Linked DNA regions of Homo sapiens: region 1 is linked to region 2. The links are chromatin loops, found by intact Hi-C in ENCODE. Cell type or tissue: gastrocnemius medialis. All regions are shown on one strand. Links, peaks and the distances in the headings refer to the core of each region. The heading gives the core; the rest is flanking DNA. Region 1 overlaps PAX7 (paired box 7). Region 2 overlaps PAX7 (paired box 7).

What was found. Peaks named below come from ENCODE experiments on the same cell type or tissue, not always from the same donor. Only the 100,000 strongest peaks of a DNase experiment are listed, where the experiment ranks them.
Region 1: it touches region 2 in a loop (2.5-fold over the local background); 2 of 110 quality-filtered maps call a loop at or near these places.

Annotation. Positions count from the first base shown.
Region 1 is chr1:18,722,557-18,732,613 of GRCh38, forward strand. All of the region lies in intron 7 of PAX7 (paired box 7), which reads left to right. Among named protein-coding and RNA genes, the nearest start is that of PAX7, 97 kb to the left of the region's middle. In gastrocnemius medialis, for the core only: no CTCF peak of the experiment used is centred there; a DNase peak (open chromatin) is centred at 4,035; H3K27me3 peaks cover 1,028 bases.
Region 2 is chr1:18,670,624-18,680,680 of GRCh38, forward strand. All of the region lies in intron 4 of PAX7 (paired box 7), which reads left to right. Among named protein-coding and RNA genes, the nearest start is that of PAX7, 45 kb to the left of the region's middle. In gastrocnemius medialis, for the core only: no CTCF peak of the experiment used is centred there; no DNase peak of the experiment used is centred there; H3K27me3 peaks cover 1,209 bases.

The DNA of each region.
Region 1 (10,057 bases), core at 665-8,664, 52 kb after region 2:
CGGGGGGCTGCTCCGGAGAAGATATTTGTTTTGTAAAGAATGGAGCCTGCGTTCCCTGCCCTGTGTGGGTGAGGCGGCAGGGCGTCGACATAGCTGGAAGGGCTGTCTCTGTTCCTTCTCCCAGGGCCCCAGAAGCCCTAACTCGTGGGAACTTTCTACAGTGCCAGCAGGGAGCAGGAGGGAGGCTGGATCTCTGGAGAAAGAGCTCCTGGGTCCATCTCGTGAGGGGAGAGTGAAACTCCAAATCAGACCTGGGTAAATAGGTATACCGGGGCTCATTTTGAGTTGTGTCACCTCCTTGGGTTGCAGCTTTTTCCTCTCCATCTTCTGTCTGCATCCACCTTTCCTTTCCTTCCTACCCTTCACCTCCTTTATTTGTCTCCTTTCCTCATCCCTCAAACCCCTCCAAGGGCCTTTTGCTAAGAACTGCACATTCAGGCACCAATAAGACATTGTTTCTGCTCTTGCAGACTTCATAGTCCAGTTGGACAAAACCAAGACAACAAATTAATGGGCCCCCAAATGTGGCAGCAAGAGGCGAATCTGGTTGGAAACCCTAGAATGCTTCCAGCTGCTTCCTTAGCCTTGATGCTCTCTAAGGAATGGCCATCTGCTGCTCACAGGGCTTCTCAAGCTTCTCAAGCTTCTCTTCAAACACCCGGGATAATAGTTGAGTATGTTCCCCCCGAGGCCCTGGGGGTGGGGTGTAATATAGAGTTTAATGTATTCTCTTTGAGATGCATTCTTTGCCACTACGGAGCCATATATGTTGGGTCATAATAATGGAATAAGTTGGCATCGTGTCAAGTTGACTCCTCTCCAGGAAGTTGCGCCATGTTTAGCTTGTGGCTTTCCATGGCACATGAAGGACAGCCGAATATGGGCACTGAGAGGGAAATCGAAGATGATTGGGATGTCTGAAGTCTGAGTGACCAAGAAGGTGAGGTATCGTAGACAGAAACAGGGAATGCAGGAGGAGGACCTGGGTCAGAGCTAGCTCTTTGTAGGTCAAGACCAGGAGATAGCCACAAACGTGTCCAGGACAGAGGTTGGGGCAAAGATGTGGATTTCAGAGACATCTCTCTGCAGAGACCTGGAGGTGGAATAAGATGCACAGGGAGAGAAGAGAGAAAGGCTGGGAGGTTTCATTGCACCCATGGCGGGGGGACCCAAATGCTTTCTTTTTCCCTTCCATTTTTAATATGCATAGCCAGGATCTTGAGGTCCTTGCTCTGTGTTGCAGCAAGAGCCTGGCTGAGGGGGAGAGAGGGAGCAGAGACTCTAAGAAGGAAAGAAAAGAGTGGAGCAGAGCATTCCGGTCCCCAGCTGGTCTTTAGCAGCGTCTGTCCTCCCCAAGCTGCCTCCAGCTGAGTGTGATTTTGCTATTTATTTACATGTAATTATTGCTATGAGGTGCAGATATTAACGCTGTCAAGAGCAATTTGCTCTGACATTTTTCACTCGCTCAGTGCCCCCGCCACTCTCAATGGGGCCCAGGGTTCTCCCGGCTCAGGCCGCTGCGTGCTCGGTGGGCCGGCCGGGAACCACCCAGCCGGCAAGGAGTGGCGTCAGCGGGCTCACCCGGCTCCTCTGCAAACTCATTAAGCTTCGAAATTGAATTTGGTCCGGGAGAGGGCTGGCTGGGCCCCACTCCACCAGTCGAGGCTGGCTCAAGGCCTCCCTGCTCTGTCTTCCACAGAGAAAACTGGGCAGGGCCAAGCTCACTGGGGCACAGGCCAGTGGCTAAGGCTGGCAGCAGGCTGCAGAGGCAGCTGGTGAAGGCAGTGGAGGGTCATGGTCAGAGAGGTGAGATGTACACAGCCACCATCAGCAGAGCCCCAACACAGCCAAGGCACACTGCGGGCATGGTAGCTCAAACCCTCTCTGTCTGCTCCATTACCAGGTCACCCAGAAAACCAATCCGTAACTTCGAGGGACAGCACTGCAATTGACAGGTGCACCCACCTAACTAACAGACTGTCCTATGAAGCCAGTCAAACACCTTAGTCATCCTGCAGAGGATGGTACTATGGAGGTAGGAAGAGGTGCTGAGCTGGCCCTGCAGCAAGGCCCCTGGGTGGATGCTAGAAACAGAACCGACTCTATTTACAACTTTTGAGTTCAAATCCAACCCCCAGTGCTTACTAATTGTGGAGACTGGGGCAAATTATTTAGCTTTCTAGAGCCTCCGTTTCCTGATCTTGAAAATGGAACAGGCATTTTTCATTATATTTCATATTTCATTGAATCTAAGACATCTGATCCTGGCCCTCCCTTGATCCTATCAGAAGATGGGAACAAAAGCTTTCCACACAGCTACGCAGCCACATAGCCACAGCAAGGCACTGACGAAGGCAATACACATCCTCATTTCAGAGAAGTGAAAATGCATGTCTTCGACCTGCTGTGGGGAGGAGGGGCTGGCAGTCCGCCTGCACAAAGTAGGTGATGGGCACATAGTAGGTGCTTAAGGCTATGATCCTTTGCCCATGTGAGCTTCTCTATAACCAGGGGCCATTTTACAAATGGGGAAACTGAGGCTTGTTTATTAATTCATTCCACTGAAGGGATTTTGTTCCTGGGAGGGGGCAAGCCGGGCCTGAGCTATCACGGCCCTGAGTCCTTAACACGTTGTGATATGTGCCAGCTTGTCTGCCCAGGTACTAACAAGGCCTCCCTGCCACCGCTCAGTCCCTGCCAGAGCCAATCTGCATCCTCGTCTCCACCAATTACAGAGGTGGAGACGCCCCCCCCCCGCCCCACCAACACCGCCAGGCCAGGGGGGCCTGAGAGCCCAGACGTCCTCCTTTTCCAACCTGGGCGGGGGACCAGAGTCAAGGAGGCCCTCCTCCCTCCCCTCTCCTTCCTCCCGCCTGCCCCTCCTCCCCTCAGCTCGGCCAATTAGGCCCCTGACACCTGGAGCCGCTGACAAACTGTTTCTGTCACTTGCTCTCTGTCTTTCATTAGGGCCGCAGAAGAGGGGGAGCAGGGAAGGGAGGGGGAGGAGATGGGATCTTTCATGCTTAGTAAGGCCAGATACATTAATTACAAAACGGCCATTTGCCGCGTGAAAGTGTGCTAATTAAATTTATGCAATCATTATCTTTAAATAGTCATATCTTTTCCAGCGATCGGCCCCTTCCCCCCGAGCCTCGCCGCTCCGAGCAGAGTCACTCTAATCCCTCGTCCACCATTTATCGAGCCATCAGAGATGGTTTCAGAATCTCACTACACCGTTAGCACCAGGACCCACCAGGGGCCCTGAGCCCTTGGACCCATCCTGGCGTGGGCACCTTCAGACTCAGGCCAACCCAAGGATCTGCCCTGGGATGAGGGGCAAAGCCTCCATCTGGTGTTTCCAGATATTTCTAGATGTTTCCAGAAATTTGGAGATTGACATCTTGTAAAACAGACATTGGAAGAGTGTGTGTGTGTGTGCGCGCGCGCGCGTGCGCGCGTGTGTGTGCGTGTGTTTGTGTGTGTGTGTGTCTTTGACTTCTTGGACAATAAGTGGAATGCCATTCTGTTCCTCCCTCCGCCCCCACCTCACCTCTAGACATCTTATAAAACAGACATTGGAAGAGTGTGAGTGTGTGTGTGTGTGTGTGTGTGTGTGTGTGTGTCTTTGACTTCTTGGACAATGAGTGGAAAGCCATTCTGTTCCTCCCTCCACCCCCACCTCACCTCTAGACAGTCCTTAACTAAAAGCCTCCAAGGACCCCTGGAATGGGGAGGGGGCACTTAGAAACCCATTGGGTTGGAGGATGTTTGCAATATGTCCCCTCAATTTATTCTTTTCCTCCAACCAACTCTGTGCTAGATCCTGTGCTCAGGATAAAAAGATAAATTCATTTCTTCATTCATGAATTCCTCACTTAGCAAATGTTTATTGGGTGCCTTCTGTGTCCCAGGCACTGGGAATAAGACGCCAAGTCTGTCCCCAGGCAGCTCCTGGCCAAATCCAGGCACGTCATGGCCAAATCCAGGCACGTCATGGCCACAAGAAAACAACAAACAGGGTGAGGCTCAGTCTGTTCCCAGGCAGAGGGTTGGGCCTTAGTGGGACTGAAAGTTTCCACGGGGTAAGGCTTGAACACAGGGACCTCACAGCCTCTTTTGGCTGCACCTCCCAGGGTCTCTCCCTCACACACCAGAAGGTTCTTACCAAAGTCTCAGCTGGATGTCTTCTGCTGCAGTTTCACAAATTATCCCCTCTGCTTTCCTCTTCACTCAGACAGAGCCGGCCTCATGAGTCTTTCCAAGTCTGTATATCAAGCTGCACGTGGGAGGAGAAGAGACCCCACCAGGGTTGTGGGTGGCTAGCCCCCACCCTGGTCAGAGATGGCAGTCAATGACCCGGTGTTCACCACGTATCCTCTGAGCTTCCAAGGTCCCCGAGCTTCAGCCTGTACTCTGGGTTGGGGCACACAGGATCTGTGCCCTATACATGTGCAGTGCTCACATGCACACACACCATGCACACACAGTAGTAGATACTGCATGCACATGCAATACTTATGCACACACAATACTCACAGAAACACATAAAAAATTCACACATATACACACAAATACTTGCACATGCACACACAGATTCTACACATGCACATACAATACTCCCATGCACATATAACACACAGGCACATACAAAGACACAATGCTCACACATCACACAAGGACTTAGAAGCATGCATACAACACACACACACAGTACTTCCATGTGCACAAGTTGCATGAACACACAGTACTCACACATGCACACACAGTATTCACACATGCACACACTCTCTCATCCTCTCTCTCTCTCTCTCTCATACACACACACACACACACACACACACACACACACACACAGAGTTAACACTCAGGTAATAAATGACCCTGAGCCACCTATGGTAAATGAAGGCCACAGCCAGGCACAAGGCGATCACCTTCTAGCATCAGACCAGAAGTCGAGAGTCAAGGGTCCTTGCCCCAGTCCTGTCACTCATCCCCCAGGTGATTCTGGGTGAGCCGCTAAGCCTCAGTTTTCTCATCTGAAAAATGGGGTCACAGTACTTCCTAGAGTCATGATGAGGCTTAAAGGGAAATACTTCACAAACTGTAAAGTGCTGTGCTTGTGCAAGAGAATGCCATCAGCCAGGCTTAGAAAAGCGTTCATGGAGGGCTTCGAGGGTGACAAATGAGAGGGAACCAGGAGTCAGGGGGCTGGGTCGGGAGAGGGAAGGGAACCTTCTTGCCCACACGGCAGGTGCAGGGCTTCGGTGTGGGATGCTGGTAGTGGAGGGGGTTGGGTGTGGAGGCCATAAGCAGAGATGGAAACTGAAGTGGGGGACAGGGAGACCTGCAGGAAATCTTGTTTGGAAGCTCCAAGTCAGCACCCGAAGCCTATTACCGCTGTCCACAGGGGGAAAGGAGGGGGAGGGTCCAGATCCTCTTAGTGGAGTATTGAGAGGAAGAGGGGGTGAGGGTGGGCAGCTGCCCGGGTGGGTAATTTCTGGCTTGCACTAATCCCAGTGTGGGGCTGGGAACAGGCAGCCGCCAGTAGGGGCATGCGTGTGTCTGGGTGTCCCCTGGGGGCTGGAGGAGGGTGAAGGGCGCACAGGTTTGCGTGAGTGAGCTGACGAAGGCGGAGTTGTGGGGTGGCAGTGTGTGGGTGCGTGAGGGTCTGTGTACCTCTTTGTGTGCACATCGGGGAGGCCGGTGGATCTGTGGCCAGCGGGATGGGTGCCTGCGGGTTTTCATGGATGTCGTTCTCTGTCTGTTCGTGTTGGCGTGTCTGTAATGTGTGTGTCTTCCTGCACGGGTGTCTGGGTGTGTGTTGGTGCGTCTGTAATGTGTGTGTCTTCCTGCATCGGTGTCTGGGTGTTTTTTGTGTGCATCCCATATCTTCGCCTGTATGAGTATGGATGTGTCATGGTATTACGCGTGTGTAGCAATTCACAGTGATGTCTTGAGACTAGTGGCCGTCAAACTTGGCTGCTCATTAGAATCACCCGGGAGCTTTAAAAACTCCTGACCTGACCGGGCGTCGTGGCTCACGCCTGTAGTCCCAGCACTTTGGGAGGCCAAGGCAGCCAGATCACCTGAGGTCAGGAGTTCGAGACCAGCGTGACCAACATAGAGAAACCCCATTCTACTAAAAAAAAAAAAAAAAAATTAGCCGGGCTTGGTGGTGCATGCCTGTAATCCCAGCTACTCAGGAGGCTGAGCCAGGAGAATTGCTTGAACCTGGGAGGCAGAGGTTGCGGTGAGCCGAGATCACACCATTGCACTCCAGCCTGGGCAACAAGAGTGAAACTCCGTCTCAAAAAAAAAAACAAAAAACTCCTGACCCCCAGACCCCCAAGTGATTCCAGTGGACAGTCAAGACGGAGAACCAGTGATGGAGCAGACAGACCCAGGGGAGAGGCCCATCTCTCTTGCCCAGTCCTCAGCCTGCTCTGACAGGATCTGCCTGGAGGCAGAGGTGGATTCCAGACCCCAGACCCTTAGGAACCAAGGCAAGTTGTGAGCTGGGCTGCCACAGGTCATCTCCCAGCCTGGGGACAGTTCTTGGTCCATAGGGACACTTTCATGCAATTCAGACAAAGCATTCTATTCCTGGCAAGCTGTGTTCTGACAATGGGAACAGAGGGCTCTGAAAATATCTCCTCTTCTCACCTCTTGGGGAAGTCAAAACGGTGAGCCAGGGCTGGAGGTGGACCTGAGGCTTGGAGATGAAAGTGCTCTGTGTGTCAAGCCAGCAGATCCTTTTGGAACCACACCCAAGACAGGGGGCAGGAGGGAGTGGCAGTAATCCCTGGGGTGCCAAGTCACTCTCCCTCTTTCAGCCTCAGTTTCCCCATCTGTGAACATGCAGCAAACTCCAAGTTGCCTCCCAAGTTTCATGTGCATATTTGGGTGTATTTACATGCAAGTGTGTGCATGTGTAAGTGTATTGGATGAGTTTAGGAAAGTGGGAGTGCAAATGGGAAAAACTATCCTGCCCGTTAACTGGGGCTCTGATGAAAGGCTATTTGGCGATTGGGACCAGAGATATTTTCAATGGACTCATCGTCCTGGATTCAGTTGTGTGTCCTGCAGAGTGTGGTGTGGGCTGCCCTGTGCAGTGTGTGTGTTGTGGAGTTGTGTGGATTCCAGGCCTTGCTCAGCTGAGACTGGGAGACTCCAAGGATTTGTACTTTGATGGTTCCTTCTTCCTATAGGGGAGCACACTCAGGCCAGAGTGGGGTGCAACTTGTCAAAGCCTCACACTCCTGCTCCCTTTCCAGTGTGCAGGCCCCAGCTTCTGCGTGGGGACAGAACAGTTCTAAGGGGGCAGAGCAATGCTTCATTCAGAAAGAACCCACTGGGTGTTGGCCCCCATGGGAGAAAAAGATGAAAAACTGCACAGCCCCTGACTGAGAGCTGTTCCCAGAGTCTGCTTCCAAGTGCTCATTTCCATCTCAGGCAAGGTCCCTGAGCCACCTGCCTCTTCCCTTCTAATCCAGGCAGAAGAGGTGTCGGGGAGGTGAAAAAGGAAGGGGAGGGGGACAGCTGATATTTACTGGGAACTAACAATGCACCAGGCATGGCACATCCAGTGTACATTTACTCACTTAATCCTTACAATAACTCTCTAGGTAGCTACAATTATCATCATACCTATTTTATAGATGAGAAAACCGAGGCACAGAAGGTTAAAGAAATTGCTCAGAGTCGCAGTTAGTCAGGGCAGATATTCTGGCCCCTATGCTGCAGGAAAGCCCTTCTGAGCACTGACTGGTCCAGGCCCAGTGCCCTCGGGGAAACTGTTGTCCCTCTTAGAGCCTCAGGGTCCCTCTCAGGCAGTGTAGAGGTGGGGCTCTGTGTCCTGCCGATGGTCCCTGCAGCCTTGACCTGATTCCTGACCCCCACCCCTATCCTGACCTTCAGTCTCTAGGCCCTGTGCCTCCCTCTTCCTCTGCACCCTGCTGCGGCCCCCACCCACCCACCACAAACCCTGCCACAGAGCCCCAATGATGGCGATTGCCCCTTCTAATTGCAGCCACACTCCCAAAGCCACGTTCAGTTATCACAGAGGGTGCAGATCTCGCAGCTCAGCCTCCTCAGTCCCAGGCCCTCGGGGCCAGCTCAGGAACGGAGGGAACTAATTACATTTTTCCCATCCCCTTCTTTTAAAGTAGGGGAGCGCGCCGGCATGTCCCAGGGGAGGGGGCGGTGAGCAGAGGCTGTGGAAGGGGGGCCCCCACCCCCAAACCAGCAAGCCTCTCCCCAGCAGACGGAAGGGAGGGTGAGGCTGGCCTCTTATTGATTTAGTCTGGTCGAGGCTGGGACTGATTTGGAGTAGAGGGAGAGGAAGGGGTTGGGGGTGGGGTAGGGGCCGTGGCGGGTGGGGGGAAATGGAGGAGGAAGGGAGAGGAAGGGACGGCTGTCTGTCAGCCTGACGGACAGCCCTGAGATTTGCCTTCAGATAAAACCTTACAGATGTGGAGGTCGGTATTGATTTTGAGTTAGTAACGGTAACCTACCAAGAAGTAATACATTAGTGAAAGCAAGGTCACCAGGAAAAAAGTAAAATCTACCCGGGGAGAGGCCTTAGCATTCTTGAGAGGGGTGGATTACTGCATCAGACCTGAACTTCCTCAAGTTGAAAAGTTTGCAGGCTCCGGACCTCAGCTGGATTCCTAACTGTGGGCCAATGCTTCCTGCTTCTGCAGGCCAAGAGGGAGCCCTAAAGGTCCCCGGGAAGCCAGAGGCCAGCGAGGGGCATTTAGGCCCATAGGGCTCTGTGCAGTGAGGTTGCCAAACCTCTCCCTGTGTGCTCTCCAGCACAGCTGGTGGCAGGGAAAGAGCACAGCTAGGGACCCGGGAGACCTGGGTGCAAATCCCAGCTCTGCCACTTACCGGCTGTGTGGTTGTGGGTGAGCCCTTTTGCTTCCTCGTGTCTCAATTTCCCCATCTGCATAATGGGAGTAATGATACCCCATCTGCTTGAGGAGTCCATGAACTGGCCAATATATGACTCAGGCCTTGTGGTCTTCATCAGTGAGTGTTCTCCCCTCCCGCCGCTCTCCAGTTGGGTCCTGTCCCATTAGCTTAGACGCTGCCCTGCCTGGAGACAGGGGGTTGGATGAAATGGAAGCCCTTTGATCCACAGACCCCCAGGGGCTCTGGGAGAGAGTAAGCAGTGGCAGCACATCCTCCATTCACACCCTCCCCAGATGTGGATTTGATTTGATGTTCCAGGGCAAATCCCATTGAGCAAATCCCATTACGGGAAAAGCTCCCTGGACCCAAGCTGTTTCTGAGCTGTCAGTTCACAGCCCAGGGTCCAAGGCCTCTTGAGCCACCGGGCACCACCCAAGCCCCTTCTGAGAAAGGACTGCACAAGCCCTCGCAGCTCCTGGAATTTTTACTCTCCGCCTTCACCTTCTTGCTATTTCCTAAACCTGCTGGGTGTATCTCGTGATTCAGCCCCCTCAGCCCCAGGGACCTCAGGGCCTTTGCACTTGCTGACTTCTCTGCCTGGAAAGCTCCCCTGCCTCGTCTTCTCAGGGCTGTTCTTTCTGGTCTTGCTGGATATCACATCTTTGGGGAGGTCTTGCCTGACTGCCCCACATAGCCCCTTATTTTTCCTCCGTAGCATTTATCAGTATCAGAAATTATATTATTTGTTCACTTGTTTATTGTCAGCTTCGTTCCTTAGGCCGACAGCTCCAGGAGGACATGGGATTGGCATTTTTCATGGCTGTGTCCCCAGTGCCTGGCTTAGTGTCTGGCATATAATAGGTGCTCAGTAAATGTTTGTTAAAGGAATACACATGAATTCAGCAGAGGTTTTCTGAGCTCAGAATATGTAGCAAGTACCACGTAGGCACTGGGACTACAGAGACGGACAAAATGCAGTTCCATCCTGCTCTCAAAGAGCTCATAGTCCAGCCCTAGCTCCAGACTGGCACATAGTAGCACCCTATGAAATGCTTGTTGGACGAATACGTGAATGAATGAAGGATATCTTCAAGAAATACCACATTGTTTGGGATAGCTGGAAGGTAAAGTGCAGGGTAGAAAG
Region 2 (10,057 bases), core at 937-8,936:
CCCAGGCATCCGTCCGTCAGTCTATCTGTCCATCCGTCACACCAGAAGCCTTGCTGGCCTCTCTCCAGGGCCTGGTCAGAGGGTGCCAGCCAGCCGGCAGGGGCTGCAGGCCATGGAGACGACAGCCCGGGCCCGTGCGAGTCCCTCCACCTGGCTCCTTGTCCCATCAGGCACCACTTAAGAGGATGTACCGTTACATGTAGAGGGCAAAGGCAGGGCTGGAGACGCCTTCAGAAATGGAAATGGGACCCATTTGTTTATAATTTACTCTCTGACACTTAACAGGAACCTGATGGGACCAATAAAGGCTCAGAACTCACCCAACTCCTGCCTCAAAAGTGCTGGAGCCGGTCCAGTTCTCTAGAGGCAAACACATCTCAAAGCCTGGCAAACCGCTTGGCTCCCAGCACCCCATACCCCCTCGCTCCCTCCCTCCTCGCTAAACTTTTGAAAGACCCCTCACTGTTCCCTAGCTCAGTGGGCCTGCCAGCCTTTCCAAGCTGTGGGGCAGGAAGGCAGCAGGACTTGCTTTTGAGGTAGAGAGGGGCCTAGAAGGCAATTCGGGAGAGGACTAGAATATTCTGGGCACAAGGTAGGCAAAGAGAGGGGGCCAGTGATGGAGGAGGAATCCAGTTTTCAATTTTCCTCAACAGAAAAATGAGTGCATGAGAGACAGAATAATTTTCCAGTGTGCAGGCCCTAAGTGAAACCTCCTTGAGACATTGTGAGTCATTAAAGAGGAGGAAAGAAAAGAAATGGTAAAATCAGTTTGCCTTTAGCAGAACTGTACAATGCACTCTTATTTCCAGGGGAATCTAATTAGAGGGCAGACAGCCGAGCCTGGAAGGGGAAGAAAGCCAGAGGTTGGGGCTGGGAGGCCCCAGTGGGCCAGGTGGGAGGAGGGTGTGATGGTGGAGGTTGGGCCCTGGGAGGACGACCTTGGAGAGACATATTCCCTCCCAGCATCTCGGAGGGCTCAGCAGGCCTGGATTCAAATCCTGAATCTTGGCCCTGCCTTATATCTTTGGGTTGGTGGCATAACCAGTACCTCCACTTTCTTCATTTTAAAATGGGAACAGGCCAGGCCTGGTGGTTCATACCTGTAACCCCAGTGCTTTGGGAGACTGAAGCAGGAGGATCACTCGAGGCCAGGAGCTGGCATAGCAAGACCCTAACTCTATAAAAAAAAAAAAAAATTAAAAAATGAGCCAGGCATGGTGGTGCCCACCTGTAGTCCTAGCTGCTTGGGAGGTCGAGGCAGGAGGATCACTTAAGCCCAGGAGTTAGAGGCTGCACTGAGCTATAATTGCATCACTGCACTTCAGCCTGGGTGACAGAACAAGACCCTGTCTCTTAAAAAAAAAAAAGTAAATAAATAACTAAATAAAATAGGAATAATAAAGTTCCTGTTGGTGTAGTTGTCAAGATGAAATGAGGGAATGTCTGAGCAGAGTATGGCACATACAGGGCACTCTGTGAGTGTTTGTTTCTGTCCCTCCTCATTCACCAAGGTGATCAGCCTGATGTCCAACCCTAACAGCTTCCTCATCCCACGCACCCTTGATAATACCCTTTACTTTCCAGAATCTCCCTTTGCCATCTCCTGTTCTTTCACCACTGCCCCTCTGAAACTAGCCACCAGGTCCCCTGGCATCCTGGTATTACAGATCTAGCTTAGCCTCTGAGACCACCAAGCCATCCCCTTCCCCCATCTCTTACAGAATACATAAGATTCTTATAATAAAATATCAACTTTTTTTTGTTTAGAAACATGTAACAGGAAATAAATGTCCTCAGGATTGTAAGGGTGCGCCATGCACCCACCCAGCAGAACCATGGCTGGCAGGAGGTGTGTGTCCTTCCATGTCAATTTCAGGAAACACGAGGTGCAGCATCTTCCCAGGATATGCATCCCTGTCTCAGATGCAGTGTCCCCTCCTGCCAAATGCGGCCCTAGACTGGAGAGCACTGTGTTTTTTTTTTTTTTTTTTTTTGTGAGACTAAGTCTCGCTCGCTCTGTCGCCCAGGCTGGAGTGCAATGGCGAGATCTGGGCTCACTGCAACCTCCGCCTCCCATGTTTAAGCAATTCTCCTGCCTCAGCCTCCCGAGTAGCTGGGATTATAAGCATGTACTACCACGCCCGGCTAATTTTTGTAGTTTTGGTAGAGAGGGGGGTTTCATCAGGTTGGCCAGGCTAGTCTTGAACTGACCTCAGGTGATCTGCCTGCCTCAGCCTCCGAAAATGCTGGGATGACAGGAGTGAGCCACTGCATCTGGCCAGAGCACTGGTATTTTATGAAGCCTCTATCGGGGCTATTTAGAGCAAGCACAGCACGGCGCTGATGCGGGGAAGAGGAGGTAAAAGATTGTGGATGCAGCAGCACTGGCACATGCAGAGCTGCAATTTCCAAGGCCTCCTCACTGCCCTCCCTTAGTGAAAGGGAGTTGGAGTGGCAAGGGGTCTGTAGCGTGGGTTCCGACTCCCGATGGGCCTGGGTTCAAGTCCTGACCCAGCCACATATAGCTGTGTGACCTTGGATAAATCACTGCCCCTCTCAGAGTCTCTTCTTTAGGACTGGTTTAATATTGATGCCTACCATCTCTGAGCGCTTGGAATGATGACAATTACGCATGCAAAGCTTAGTACCTGGCATAAGGCAAGAGCGTCATAGACACCCGTTACCACTGTTTTATCCCCATGGAGAAGACCACATGCTCTTCAGAACTAAGAAGCCCAATCCCACACGGTCAGCTCCTTAAGTGAACACATTTTTGTCCACTCCCAAATATCTAGAAGCATGACTTCGTGCCCTGTCAGAACCAGTGTGTTTTCAGATTGTACCACCCCCTGCTAGTTTAATGTAACTAACCTATGGTTGGCCACATTTTTGGAAAATAACATTGTTTATTTGATCAAGATTCAGTAAACTGGGCTCAGAGCAATAATTGTCCCAGGGTGCGAGTAACAGATTTTATTTTTATTGATCAAAAAAAAGTTTTTATCTAAAACACATCAAACTTTTAAAAGGCGTCAACAGCAGGATCAAATTGGATTTTAACTCCTTTAAAAAGTGGCTCCTTCAGGAACCCATTCCAAAGATGTCCGACCCTTTGCAGTGAGATACTCAAACCCCAGGGTGGATGAGGGATTCCACGGGCAAGGGAGGTTATTTTGGAGCCATAATGAAGACACTGCATTTGCATTTGGGGGCCCTCTGAGCAGCTGAGACATCTGGAAGCAGAAGGGGGAATTCGACGGAATATCTGTGTGTTGGTTTAGAGTGTCAGTCCTCGACCTCTTGGAACTGTTCAGCTGGCTAGCTGGGGCTTCCAGCGTGGGGCCAGGTGTCTGGTGTTGCATAAATACATCTCTAATGAAATTATTGTACAAAACAATCCTAACACACTCACCAACAATCACGTTGGCTTGAAGAGCAAACTATTTGGAACATTGCACCTTATTGCACAGATCTGGCCATATAGGAGGACGCAATTCTTTGACTCCTTCAACAAATGTCTGTTGAGCAATTACCATGGGCCAGGCCCTCTTCTGGGCATTGAGGATAAAGCAATGAATAAAACAGATAAAATCCTTATCTTCTTGGAGCGGAAACAGGGTTCCTCCAAATAATTCAAGAGGGGAGGCTGGAAGACAGCTCATGGAGGAGGTAGGTGTCCGGTGTGGTTCCTGACTTCAGTCTTTTAAAGGCCACTCTCCTGATACTATGACGGCTCTTTCTCCTTGCAAACACCAGTGACACACCTGATTGCTGAACACAAAGGAAAAGATGGTGAGGAGAAACGGGACTTAGGGAAAGAGCCAGGGTGGAGAAGAAGAGGTGAAAAGAGGTGAGTTCAGAGCCCGGAGCAGGCAGGGAGGCAGGCTTCCAGGCTGTGGTCTGTCAAGAATCTGATGGCACAGCCACCATGGCAAGTTGCAGGAGCAGGCACAGAGAAAGAAGTTCCTCCTCCAAGCTGGCCCCCTTGGCATCGTCTCCACCCTTCCCATGTGAAAAAGATCCAGGGCTTTGGAGCCACGAGGGGCTAGGGCATGGCACCGCTGTCTGTCCCCCTTTTTCCACTGTGCTGATGGGTGAGAGGGGTTGTGTGTTTCTCCCCAGGCTCTTGCTCCCTTTCACAGAGCAGCGTGGTCCTGTTTATTTGCTGATGCTGGTTTTCTCTGCATTTCTATAGAACAGTGGTTCTCAAATTGTGAACCACCCCCACCAACAGCAGTGGCAGCATCATCTGGGAACTTGCTGGGAATGAGACTTCCTAGGCTCCCTCATGGGGCCCAACAACCTGTGTTTCCAGAGGCCCTCTAGGTGATTCTGATGCTGCTAACACTTGACAGCTGGTCTAGAAGATGTTGGGGAGGTGGCTTGCTTTGCTTAAAATGCATTCATTGGCTTCGGTGTCTGCCCCACCTGGGTTTGGATGGAGACTTTGCTGCTTAGCATCTGAGCAAGTCTGCACCTCTTTTTGAGTGTTTGAAAGAGTCCTCTTCCCACGAGATGATTGTGAGGGTTCTATGAAAGGATGTAGTGCACGATGACTTCCTGGGACATAGTGGACCCTCAGCAGCCCCCTTCTTTCCTCTGTGGCTGCCTTACCTGACACACGCCCACCATGAAAAAAAGCCGAAAGTGTCCAATAGGCACGTGCCGATCGCCTTGGAAAAATCAACCTCACCAACTCTGACAGCAACAGAACCACAGCATCTTAGAATCACAGAATCTTAAGATGTTAGAACCAAAAAGGGAATATTTAGCCCCACCCAGCCTACCCAGTTTTTATGGGTGAAGGAACAGAGGCTCAGAGAGACCACCTACCTGGCCAAGGTGACATAGCATGTCAGGGCATCTCTCCTCTCCCCAGCCCAATTGCATGCCGGTGCTGTCCTGGGCTCTGGAGGTGGGGTAATTAATACATCAGATACAGCCCAGGACCCCTTCTCAGGCTGTCCCCCCAACCCCACCTGCTGTCCTGCTCTCTGAACAGCTTTGCAGAGACTCTTAGCCAGGAAGCCGAAATGAGCCCCCGGCTGCTTTTTGTAAACAGCTTTTGAAGTCTCATTTTCTGTCGCAGCTCTCATAACTAGCTCAGAACGGGGCTCATACCTGTGTTCGACCCCGATGTGTTGAGTGAATTCATATCTTGAAGGCATGGCTCTAAGTTCGAGTCTCTCTTTCACTTCTTCTCTTGGTGGTGTCTCGGGGGCCAGGAGTCCCGGCAGCGGGGAGATGCAGCAGGCCCCAGGGTCGCTCCCCTGATCAGGGCAGGTGACAGCCCTCACTTAGCCTCCCATCTGCCCACCAGCATCCCTGCACCAGGAGCTGGCTCCAAGCCGGGGTCCGCTCAGGACCAAGTTTTCCAGGGTTGGGGCATCTGCCTGACATAATACGTAACAGTAATTAAGAAATAAGCCACCTCGCCCAGCTTCACAGCAATCATTTGGCTAAGTAACTACCATGGTCCAGTGCCTCAAAAATCACCATTAGAGTACGCTCCTTATGGCCATAAAATTTCTCGTTTTCTGCCTTTCACCAGCCTCCCCCTGCCATCTTCGCCTTGCTTTATTTATACATTCGTCCTCAAACAATGGCAATAAACTCTTTCCCAGAGTGTTGCAAATCAGAAATTTGTCCACATTTTTCCACCACCTTCCACTGTGGACCTGCTCTGCCTGGGAACGGCCCATCCAGGCCAGCTGGAGAGGGCTGGGTTGCAGTAGATTGATGGGGGCACGACAGGTTGGGGTTGCTGGGGAGAGAGGGTGGGGAGGGGGGCAGCGGGAGAATGCACCATGAAAGGCCTCTCGCTGCCCAGCGACCAGCCGGAGACACAAGAGGCCCATGAGTGGCTGGGGGAGGGGAGGGGAGGGGAGGGGAAGTTGGGGGAGGAGAGGGGAAAGGAAGGATAAGTCTTCCCCACCCCCTTCTCCTAAGAGGAAAAGAGGGGGATTGGGGGATCCTGGGAGGCAGGGCAGGCCCCAGGCAGAATGGGAGGGTGATGAAATTGGTCCTTCCCCTCCCCCACAGGAAGCAGATGATCTCAGGGTGTCCTGTAGCTCATGCTGCACACGCAACTTAGGATCATAGTCCCTTCTGAAACTCCTCACCACCCCCACCAGTCAATGATCCTTTCTCCAGCAACAGGCATTGTTGAGAGCCAGCCCCGCTGTATGCCTGGCACTGTCCTGAACCCTGAAGGTGGAGTTTATCCATCAGATACAGCCCAGACCCCTTCTCAGGGGGCTGTTCTTTGAGATCCAGGAAGACCCCTTGGTTTTAGGGGTAGGGAAAATGCAGCTCAGAGAGGGGTTTAGAGGTGAAGTCAGGGACAAACTTCAGGGTTTCAACCCCAAGCCCCCTCGTCTTTACAGCCAGCCCACGGGCTCCTGGGGGATGCCCCTCTGGGCAAGGTGAAGAGTCCTCTCATCTAAATGGGGCATGCTAGCTGACTGTAGGTGATTTGGGGGACACTTCCGCCCTGACAACTCGTGTTTTAATCTGGCATTCCTGGAGGCAGTAGCAGGGGAAATAACCAAGTTGATGGCTTTGGTGTTGGTGTCTCCAGAGGGTGAAGTCTGTTTCATAGGGTGGGCTTCTCAGGTGGAGATCTTGTTTCTAAGGGGGGCGGCATGGCCTCCATTACAGCAACTGCCCCAGTGGTGGGGGTGTCAGGCTTATGTTTCCAGTGATCCTGCTTGACTTTCTCATCAGCACTCCAGGACCGGCGCACAGCAGACCCATCTTTCGGAGAGTGGGTCTCTTTCATGGTGGCATGATCCTGAGACCCCTAGTTCCTGTTGCAATGAACATTCACTGCTGTAGCTTTTGTTAGTGTGGTTTGTGAGGCACCAGTGGGTGCTTGGTGAACACCTGTTGGGCACATGCTTCTCTGTACACCTTGTTAGGTGCACAGAATGTTAGGTTTCAGAGTTTTCCTGGGAGGCCTATTTGAAGGAAGATAGAAATGTGGGGATAGACGGGAAGCTGGAAGCATAGAAATAACTCTGGAGGGAAAAGAAACTGGCACAGAGTCCTGGGAGAGAAGCTGTGACTCTGGGGAAGCTTAATCAGTTCTCCTTGCTGTGTGTGTAATGATGAGGGTCCGTGGCTTCTTTATTTAACTGATGGCTGCAGTTCCTTTAGACTGTGATTAAAAGCATTCTAGCCAGGCGCAGTGGCTCACGGCTGTAATCTCAGCACTTTGGGAGGCTGAGGTGGGCAGATCACAAAGTCAGGAGTTCAAGACCAGCCTGACCAATATGGTGCAACCCTGTCTCTACTAAGCATACAAAAATTAGCCGGGCGTGGTGGCATTCTCCTGTAGTCCCAGCTACTCCGGAGGCTGAGGCAGGAGAAATGCTTCAACCCAGGAGGTGGAGGTTACACTGAGCCAAGATCGTGCCACTGCACTCCAGCCTGGGTGACAGAGCGAGACTCCGTCTGAAAAAAAAAAAAAAAGAAAAAGAAAAGAAAGAAAGAAAAGAAGCATTTAGCCGGGCGCAGTGGCTCACGCCTGTAATCCCAGCACTTTGGGAGGCCGAAGCAGGTGGATTACCTGAGGTTGGGAATTCGTGACAAGCCTGACCAACATGGAGAAACCCTGTTTCTACTAAAAATACAAAATTAGCTGAGCATGGTGGTGCATGCCTACTCAAGAGGCTGAGACAGGAGAATCGCTTGAACCCAGGAGGCGGAGGTTGCAGTGAGCCGAGATTGTGCCATTGCACTCCAGCTTGGACAACAAGAGCAAAACTCTATCTCAAAAATAAAAAAAAAAGTGTTCTAGAATGATAGGAACTACAGAGCTGTTCTTAGTTACCCTGCCCTCGAGTAATGCCCGATATAAGAAAAAATAGAGTTTCCATCCTCGAGGAACTCCCTGTCTTATTGTAAAGGCACCATCTCTACCCTGAGCTGTCCTCAGTTTGATGGGGAGATGGACTTTCCACACATATCCACTAAAAGCTAATGATTAGTCTCCAGCAGGAGTTGATACCAAGGGCTGAGAAGATGGCACAGGCAGCAAGTGCCACAGGGATTCAAGCAGAGTTCTCTGGATGTGGTAGTCCTGGAGGGCTTCATGGATTATGTGGCCTTCATGTCTAGATTGGGAGGATGGTGGGGTTAGACAACAGGAACTAATTTGAAGCCATCATCCCAGGGCACAAGTCGGTATGGAGGCTGGAAGTGGCTCTGCAGGGTGGGCATGTTTGAGCCTGTGCAGGAGACCTGGCATGGCACGCTCAGAAGTGCCCATCGCGATGGTTAAGAGGGCTCTGGGACTGGCTGCCTGGCCGTCACGGTCACTCTGCCATTGAGTTACTTAACCCCTTTGAGCCTCAGTTTTCACACCTGTAAAATGGGGCTAATAGAAATACTGATGAGCATTGTAGTGAGGTGTTGTGATTTGCTACAGGAAAGGTGCTTCGTAAGGTCAAAGCACACCAGCAGCGGTTTGAACGCTTCTTCTCTGTGGCCTTCACACCCAGCCCCACTGGGGGATGCTGCATGGGTTCACAGAGCCCCATCTTCAGGGTAGAGTGAGCCCCAGGTTTAAGTCCTTCTTCATGGCTGAGCCCGGAAGCAGGGAGTTACATGGACAGAGGGACGAGGCCCAAAGCCATTTTCCATCTCCACCTCCAAACAACTTTCCAACTGGACACAGCCCCTGTGTCTCCCAGGGCTCCAGCACTGAGGAGGGGTGAGGGCGTGGGGAGGGGGAGAAGGAGGGTCCCGCAGGCTTGGCCTCTCAGGCATATGGTCCTTTCACAGCCGCTTTGTGGGGCGCGGATGGGTGGTCAGGCTGCCTTTTCCTTTCCATGCCGGGCAGCTTCATCTGGCCACTGGAGCCCCAGCTGCTGCTCTTTCCCCTCTGCTGATTTTGAGACCTCTCCTTAGGCCTCCCCTGCTCCAGCTTCCTGGGCGTCTGTCTTCCTCTGGCCCCTTAGTGCCTCTAGCATTTATGCTACAGCTGAATCACTTACCTGAGACCACCTGGCCCCCTCTTCTCTGTAGGTACGTTTTGCATCCAGGACAGATTTCTGGGAAAAGGATGGGATGGGATGGACGTGGGGTCTGTAGGCATGGCTTGGGGATCTGCAAAGCCTCCACCGTGGAAGAATAAGGAAAGGATGACAAAGGCATGTTCATTCATTCAGTCAGTTGTTCATTCATTCAGGCATTTGTTCATTCATTCATCCATGCATTCATTCCTTGCCTTTGTGTTTTGCGCCAGGCAACTGTGCTTGCCTCTGAGGGATACAGAAGTAAAATAGGTCCACACTACATGGAGGGGCCAATAATAACAATAGCAGCAATAATAATCGCTAACATGGATTGGGTGCTTACTGAGTACCTGGAACTGTTCTTGCCTTGCAGTAATTCCTTTCATCTTTGTGCATGACAACTCTGTGGGGTTGGTACTATTCTTGTCCTCATTTTACAGATGAGGAAATTGAGGCCCAGAGGGATGAAGTTACTTTCCTAGGTTAGTGGGGGGCTGGGACAGTTGTATCAAGGGTACCTCTGTCTGTGTATTTCTCAAGGTTCCCACCCCTGGAGCTGCATCAGTACCCTAGGGAATAGGCAGGATGGCAGCTCTTATTCCCAGGGGGATGGATAAGCAAATAGAGATTCCAAGAGGACAAGTGACAAGTGACATGCTCAGGGTCACACAGCAGGTCATGGATGAGCCCAGAGTGCCAACTCCCCACCTGCCAGGCTTCTGTTCTGAAGGAGAGGAGAGACTGGGTCTGGGATTGGTGGCTGGCAGGCTGGCCAGCCCAGGAGCGCCTGTCACACACAAGGCTGGGAGCTCAGCCTCCATCTAGTTTTCCTCACCTCCCCTCCTCCTTTCTGTCTCCCATCACTCTCACCATTTAGAAATAACAAGAACGAGGCTCAGGACTTAAACATACCCAGGAGTTATGGCTGGTAGGAGGCAGATTCCGAACTCAAACCCAGGTCCGTCTGACCTCACTGCCTCTACTCTTCTCACCTCTCCCCCAGTGCCAGCCCTTGCTACCTCCACCACACTTTGTAA